Regions from separate parts of the Homo sapiens genome. Here region 1 is linked to region 2. A link is an interaction called in ENCODE POLR2A ChIA-PET data of the cell type or tissue named here. Cell type or tissue: B cell. All regions are shown on one strand. Region 1 overlaps PRKCE (protein kinase C epsilon). Region 2 overlaps PRKCE (protein kinase C epsilon).

Region 1 (4,000 bases), 150 kb after region 2:
TTCTGCCTGAGCCCCGTCCTTTGTTTTCCTTTCAGCTTCCAAATTCCCTAGCATCACCATCTTTGCCAACAAAGGACAAAAGTGAATCTCAGCCTGGGAGGAGTGGTCTGCATTGACCCACCTCTTCCCACCCCTGCATTCTCTACTCCCCAGTGCAGCCCCTCTAAACACTGGGGGACCCTCATCATCATTGAGCTCAGGGATCCACTGATTAGTCAACCCAGGAATGAAAGTACGCTTGGAGGGAACACTACAGCAGCTTTGTAAGTCAATTGCTAATGCAATCAAACTGGCCAGCATAAACAATGACCAAACTTAAATATTTTCCACTCACATTAATCAGCTCAATAATTCCTTAATGACTTCCTAAGAAAAGTGTTAAAAAAAAAAAAAAAGCCCTTGTTTGTTTTGATTTGGTTGGTCTTTTTCACCCTTGGTTAAGGAGCTCATTGTCTCCACATGGCAAGAAGCAGCCTGGATTTTTAGGAAGGAAGAAATAATCCGCTGCAGATGGGGCCAGTACTGGTGACCTGCAGGTTGAGAGAGAGGGTACGGTTAGAGAGCTGGCATCCCAGCCCCTGGGCTTCTCGCTGTCTCAATTTCATCATCCACCTATGAAGTAAAGATGCCCATAACTGTCTCTTGTCTAAATCATAGGGTGTTTTTGTGGTTGTGGGGGGCGGTACCATGGCTGTGCCCTGCCTGGTCCTCCTGTGAAGGTAGGACGCTCAACCAACATTCAGACTTCTGTGGAAACAGTAAACCGTCCTTCTGCGAGCTCCAGAAACACAAGTGGCCGAAGGGACGCCATATATCTAGTGTCTCACAGCCTATCTCAAAAATTACAGTCTACGTGAACATGAGAACCTTAGGCAATATGCACACTTTTGAAACAGAAGAGTGACATCATGTCCCTAAAATAAAAAAGCCACAGTCAGTGTTGTTTCCAGACAGAGGAAGCATGGTTTTTACCTACCCCATGCATCCCTACAGTATTTCCAGATTGTCCCTGACCAGTCTGCATTTGACCCTAGGGCAGAGCAGCAACTCCCCGGACAGGAGGGGAGCAGAACAGTGTCCCCCAGGGCTGCAGTCCGAGAGAGGGCTGGAGCATACACTACTCCAATAGCACCCGCTACTGCAGGAGCCACCCAAGAGAGGGGATAAAAGACATGCGCATAGAGAAGGAGAGCGTTTCACAGCCCCACCTCTTGCAGAACTGCAAATCCTGTGTGATGGCTGTGTGAGTGTGCACCTGGGCATCCAGGCATGTGTCTGTGAGTGACAGTACGGGGTGCACGTGTGCCTGCTGCACCCTGGCAAGAGCAAGGAGCCATGGGAGATTGGCGCCGTGTACATGTTTCTGCCTATCTGTTCTCAGAAGGGTTCCTCCTCACACCTCCTACTGTTTTAACCAGGGTGCTGGAATTTAAGAATTTAGAGACAAGGATGCACTTAGCAAAGGCTAAACATCCACAGGTTAATCTGTATCTGGTTGATTTGTACCCTAAGTATGACCCCAGGAAGCAAAACATATCAAAATATGTGAGCACAGAATACAAATTTCACATTAAAGACAAACTGGCTAAAACCCATAGAAAAGAAAAGAACTTACAAACTCATGAAATAGAATCCCTTCACAATTCTGTATCACAGGTTAAACAAACTTAATATCAGTGAGAAATAAACTAGTCTCTGGATGAAAAATGGTTAGTTCTTCAGTTTCCGGGGCCCAAGATCCCTGCTGGATGCCATGTTACTCAAACTACTCGCCAGCGATTGTGCATGAATGAGTGTACACACAACCATCAGATACGCATGCAAAAAGCCACACACACACAGATGCAGATATGTACATACACACACACCCCTCCCAGCCCTGCCAAAGGGAGGCAGCATGACTGAAGCCCTAACACCTAACAAAAGGGGTGTAAGAAAAAATGGCAACTAAGATGTATCCATGGGGAGGAAGGAGAAAAAAAGGAAATGCAGCTTGACTCACAGTTTTGAAGGCATAAGGTGGGCGAGGATGAAAAGACTTTTGTCAAGAGTATACAAAGGAAGTCAATGAAACAGTTGGGTCTCACTGGCTCCCACACAGAACAAACCCAGCCAGACTCCAGATGATTAAAAATAAACTAATCTGATTAGAGAATTTTAAATTTGGATTGATTGTCCAGTTCACCAATAAATGGCAACAAACAATTTAAATCTTGTCCCACAGCTCTGCTGCCAAAATGGCCCGGAATTTGCCAAGCTTTGAAAGCAGGTTTTGAGGAGGTGAACATGTCAGTAGCAGAACAATCAGGTGATCCATAAATATCTGTGGCTAAGCCCTGTCCTGGTAACGTGGAGATATGAAGTTGTCCATTGAGTTCTGGGCCTCCAGTAGCCTACTGCAAGGTGGAGACACAACATTTGGATATAATTAAGCATTAGCCAACAGATAGATGTAAAATGTGTGTTAAGCTGCATGGTAAAGACTATAATTCCTACACATATTCAGAGAAGGGAGAGAAAATCAGTAGTAGAAATGGGTTTTCCTTCATCTCGCATGTGAAAGACAGAGCATTTGGATAAACAGAGAAAGAAAACAGCATAATTGCTCAATATCCATTCTCTGTCTGGCCCATTGTTCAGGTAGGGCTCAGGTGAGAAGGAAAAGAGCACCTAGCATCATCTCCCAGCCCTCACTGTCCCCTCCTAACTCTCCCCTACCCATCGAGCCCCCTGGCCAACTATCAGAGACTTAAGTTTTTACAGAAGGAAAAGAGGGAAGGGAAAGCTAAAATGTCCTTCATTTCTCAACCAAAATGAGAAATCATGAAAGGGGGAACCCAACTAATGAAATGTGATATGGTCCCTGAACTGTTCCTTCCAGAAGCCATCCCCATGGGACTCACACATAGACGATGTCATTTGGAGTTAATCAGATGTCTCTGTAGATAATTAGAGCCAGGCCAGGATAAGGCCAAGGAAAAAAGCATTCCCATAATATACATTTAGCACTGTAACAGCTTTTCAAGGCTCTTTCGTGTTTTGATTTCTTTCTGCTATGAAAATGGTCAAATTTCCTAAGAGATCACATCTACCCACTGGGAAACATCTGGAGGAGAAGAGTGGGAAAAGCTTGGCCATCTTAGAGTTTCTTCTCCATGATCTCTGGCATCTAGGTTTGGGTAACCACTCATGAACCCTGGCCAACAATTTTGCTTCTCACCAGGGCACTGGCACCAATGCCAAGGAATAGCTCCTCTCCAGGAAGCTTCTGGAAGCTCAGCACTTGAGTTTTCACTCCTCTGCTTGGTATCAAGCCAAATTTTGCTCTTTGAGGTATTTTTGCATGGATCCATTATTCCCACAAATGTTTTCTATCCCTTGGTGTTTCTAGTTTACAATGCTCTAGGAGGCAAACACCTGTGATACTGTGAAGGGTGGTGGAAGTCTTCAAATTCCTAAAATAAAGCCCTAAGTCTTCCTCCAGTAAAACCATCCAATAAGGAATCCAACACATGGGTCTTTCCAATGGACATGCATGCTAGAGAAAGCAGCAAGTCCACAGAAGCACTGCTGACAGTGAAGGCACATTCTTTGTAAGGCCGTTCCTTTGATCCTTAATAAAACTTCAAGGCAATAATTGGAGAAAACTTATGCCCCCGGAGATTGAGTGTGCTAGATTACAAAATTCTTCTGGGTGTAAAGCCTTCAGTATTACAAAGCCCAAACCAGTGCCTTCCTGTATAAACTCTCTCTGCAGTGTGAACATGGTTGATTACATACCCTCTTTCTACATAAATTCCCTTACAAGAGGAAGAGGCAGGAAGGCCAAGACTTTTGGATAAGCATAACCAAGATGCTGAGATGATACATATTTCTGACATAAACATTCTTCCAAATTCTGAAAGTACTTAAAATTGCCCATTAAGAGGTTGGTTAAAAGGAGCCATTGCTGTGCAGATTTTTTACTTTCTTGTTCCTTTTTTTAAAAAGTTTCAAAGAA
Region 2 (4,000 bases):
CAGGTTGCAGGGAGGTGTGGAGGGAGAGGCGCCAGCGGGAACCGGGGCTGCGCGCGGCGCTAGCGGGCCAGCTAGAGTTCCGGGTGGGCGTGGGCTTGGCGGGCCCCGCACTCGGAGCAGCCGGCCGCCGGCCCTGCCAGCCCTGGGCAATGAGGGGCTTAGCACCGGGCCAGCGGCTGCGGAGGGTGTACTGGGTCCCCCAGCAGTGCCGGCCCACGGGCGCTGCGCTCGATTTCTCGCCGGGCCTTAGCTGCCTTCCCGCGGGGCAGGGCTCGGGACCTGCAGCCCACCATGCCTGAGCCTCCCACCCCCGACCGTGAGCTCCCGTGCGGCCGGAGCCTCCCCGACGAGCGCCGCCCCCTGCTCCACGGCGCCCAGTCCCATCGACCACCCAAGGGCTGAGGAGTGCGGGCGCATGGCACGGGACTGGCAGGCAGCTCCACCTGCAGCCCCAGTGCGGGATCCACTGGGTGAAGCCAGCTGGGCTCCTGAATCTGGTGGGGACGTGGAGAACCTTTATGTCTAGCTCAGGAATTGTAAATACACCAATCGGCACTCTGTATCTAGCTCAAGGTTTGTAAACACACCAATCAGCACCCTGTGTCTAGCTCAGGGTTTGTGAATGCACCAATTGACACTCTGTATCTAGCTACTCTGGTGGGGCCTTGCAGAACCTTAATGTCTAGCTCAGGGATTGTAAATACACCAATTGGCACTCTGTATCTAGCTCAAGGTTTGTAAACACACCAATCAGCACCCTATGTCTAGCTCAGGGTTTGTGAACGCACCAATTGACACTCTGTATCTAGCTACTCTGGCGGCGACTTGGAGAACCTTTGTGTGGACACTCTGTATCTAGCTAATCTGGTGGGGACGTGGAAAACTTTTGTGTCTAGCTCAGGGATTGTAAACGCACCAATCAGCGCCCTGTCAAAACAGACCACTGGGCTCTACCAATCAGCAGGATGTGGGTGGGGCCAGATAAGAGAATAAAAGCAGGCTGCCTGAGCCAGCAGTGGTAACCTGCTGGAGTCCCCTTCCACACTGTGGAAGGTTTGTTCTTTCACTCTTTGCAATAAATCCTGCTGCTGCTCACTCTTTGGGTCCACACTGCCTTTATGAGCTGTAACACTGGGAAGGTCTGCAGTTTCACTCCTGAGCCGGTGAGACCACGAACCCACCAGAAAGAAGAAACTCCGAACACATCCAAACATCAGAAGGAACAAACTCCAGACGCGTCACCTTAAGAGCTGTAACACTCAGCGTGAGGGTCCACGGCTTCATTCTTGAAGTCAGTGAGATCAAGAACCCACCAATTCCGGACACAGTAGGATGTAAATGTATGAACAAGACACTCTGTAATCGGGCTTTATTGTGTTTAGACTGTATGCTCTTTTAAATGTACTGTAATCTAAGAGATCAGAACACCCAAGATTCCCGATTGGCTAAAGAAATACTCAATTTGAGAGGATGTCAAAATTGCTCAAATAAAAGATGATCTGCAGACTTTGCCAAATAAGAAATGGCTTATTTCATTGGGTGCAATGGCTCACACCTACAATCACAGCACTTTGAAAGATCAAAGCAGGAGGATCACTTGAGCTCAGGAATTAAAAGACCATCCTGGGCAACAGTGAGACCCCCATCTCCACACATGAAATTTTTTTTTTAATTAGCCAGGTGTGGTGGTGCACACCTCTAGTCCCAGCTACTTGAGAAGCTGAGATGGGATGATTGCTTGAGATAAGGAGGTCAGGACTGCAGTGAGCCGTGTTCACACCACTACACTCCAGCCTGCATGATAGATCTAGACCCTGTCTAAAAAAAAAAAAAAAAAATTTCTCAGTGCATATAGAAGAATATAGAAGAACTAGTTCTCTCTCCTGTCATAAAGATACTACATTTTAGAAAATTTTAAAGGAAAAGTAAGTAGAGATAGAAAAGACTAACATGAAATCCATCAGACACCACACCCTTCTCAATGTCCTTAGAGTTCCTTCCTCATACCACCATCTCTCTCTTGAGCCCTAGAGCCATCCTAAACTCTCCAAGTTCTACCACCAATTTTCAAGGCTCCCTACCCAGACAAATTTTTCTCCCTGATTACAAGTCTGTGTTGAGGGGATGTAGATGCTGCATAATTCATCTCAGTGGAAGAGATACCCCGATTTCTCTCTCAGGTTCCTTAAATCCACCTGTGACTGCAGGTGTGTATCACTTGTGGGACAGTGGGAGAGGAGGATGCTTGGGAACTAAGAACTGGCTTCTCTCATCCTGGTCCAGCCAGTTACTGAGTGACTTCTAGTCAGGTCATGTCTGTACATGAGACCAAGGGCACATGTGAATCAACCAGCACCAAAACAAGGCCGCGACTGAGCTCCACCAGCACCACGCTCTGCTGAGCTAAAGGCAAATGAGAAAAAGATCATACGAATTTGATAGAACTTTGAGATACTTGAAAATCTACATCTGCCTCTAGGAGGCCTCAGGACCTTTCATTTGTCCTTTGTCTACTCCTCAGGTAGAAACAACTTGCTCCTGGAAAGACCCAAAATAACCTAAATCTCTAAAGATAAGGAGGCTGAATTCTTTAGGGTTCACTGGAGCTTTGGGAAATTCTAAAATACTCATACAAAACAGCTGATTCCCAATCCTATTAATATTTAAACCCTTTGTTCTTGGAAGTTCATGCCATCGATCTTAAAGATGTGCTTAGAAGCTAAGAACAGATGCATTAAATACTTAAATCTATTAATTACTAAAAAATGAAACAAAAAAATAGAGACTCATTGGGCTGAAAGAACAGCATGCCTTACTCCTTCATTATATTATTTTGCAAAAAATCATCAGGTGGAAAGAACAAAAATGTCAGTCTAAAATACAATATGGAGTCTGGGTACAGTGGCTCACGCCTGTAATCCCAGCACTTTGGGAGGCCAAGGTGGGCAGATCACCTGAGGTAAGGAGTTCGAGACCAGCCTGGCCAACATGGTGAAACCCCAACTATACTAAAAATACAAAGATTAGCTGGAGGTGCTCGCTTGAACCCAGAAGGTGGAGGTGGCAGTGAGCTGAGGTCATGCCACTGCACTCTAGCCTAGGTGACAGAGACTCTTGTCTCAAACAAACAAACAAGCAAAACAATATGGAAAGTTCTAGCAAAAGGATACTTTTTTTCAGCAGTTGATAGTAAGAGAAAGTGGGGTTTTGTGGGAAAACCAAGAAAGAGTTCCCTATTACGTATGCATGGATCACTCCCCAACAGCTGAGTGCTCCTACATAGCTATACATGGCATTCATTACTTCCTATGTATGCCAAACCAATAAAAGCAACACTTGATTAACTTGCCATCAATGAAAGACTTTATGGACTCTTTAAAATTTCTAATCAGATTATGGTTCATTGACTTTAACATGTGTAGAAAGAACCTGCTGAGGAAGCTCTAAATGCATGGTCCAGGGAGAGGAAGAGGAACCTAGGAAGCAGATGGGGGACGATCAGCCTGGTGGAGTGAGAGAAAACATGGAGGTAGGGACTGGTTCCCAAACCAAAGAGCAAAGAAATAGTTATCAGTCTCGCACACTTCCTGGACCACCATGGCTACCTACATGCCACAATTCCTAAATCTAGATCTACAGCACAGAACACTCCTGAGCTCCAGACCCAGGGAGCCACCAGCCCTCTGGACCACACATCGTTGAGACACATCCAAGTCCACATGTCCAAACAGAGCTTGCTCATCCCTGCCTCTGGTGTTCCATATTCAGTCACTGGACATATCGTCCACCCATCTTATTAGCTATTCTAGACACTCCAGCATTTACCCTCCACCTGGCTTGCATTGTTATTTTTTTGAATTCACATATGAATTTATCTTCCTAATTATAAACTCCTTAATGCCTTCATAGCACCTAGCATGATATTGTATGCTTCCACGTAATTTAAGTCATCAGTAAGTTATGTGAAGACTAGAATGTGAATCACACTTTGCTACACATG

What was found. ChIA-PET counts read pairs that join two places held together with the same protein. Peaks named below come from ENCODE experiments on the same cell type or tissue, not always from the same donor. Only the 100,000 strongest peaks of a DNase experiment are listed, where the experiment ranks them.
Region 1: POLR2A ChIA-PET joins it to region 2 with 9 read pairs; 2 of 35 experiments call an interaction of 5 or more read pairs at or near these places.

What each region holds. Positions count from the first base shown.
Region 1 is chr2:45,767,263-45,771,262 of GRCh38, reverse strand. The region is part of intron 1 of PRKCE (protein kinase C epsilon); the gene reads right to left. Among named protein-coding and RNA genes, the nearest start is that of PRKCE-AS1, 94 kb to the right of the region's middle. In B cell, no CTCF peak of the experiment used is centred here; no DNase peak of the experiment used is centred here.
Region 2 is chr2:45,914,079-45,918,078 of GRCh38, reverse strand. The region is part of intron 2 of PRKCE (protein kinase C epsilon); the gene reads right to left. Among named protein-coding and RNA genes, the nearest start is that of PRKCE-AS1, 240 kb to the right of the region's middle. In B cell, no CTCF peak of the experiment used is centred here; a DNase peak (open chromatin) is centred at 2,388; H3K27ac peaks cover 665 bases.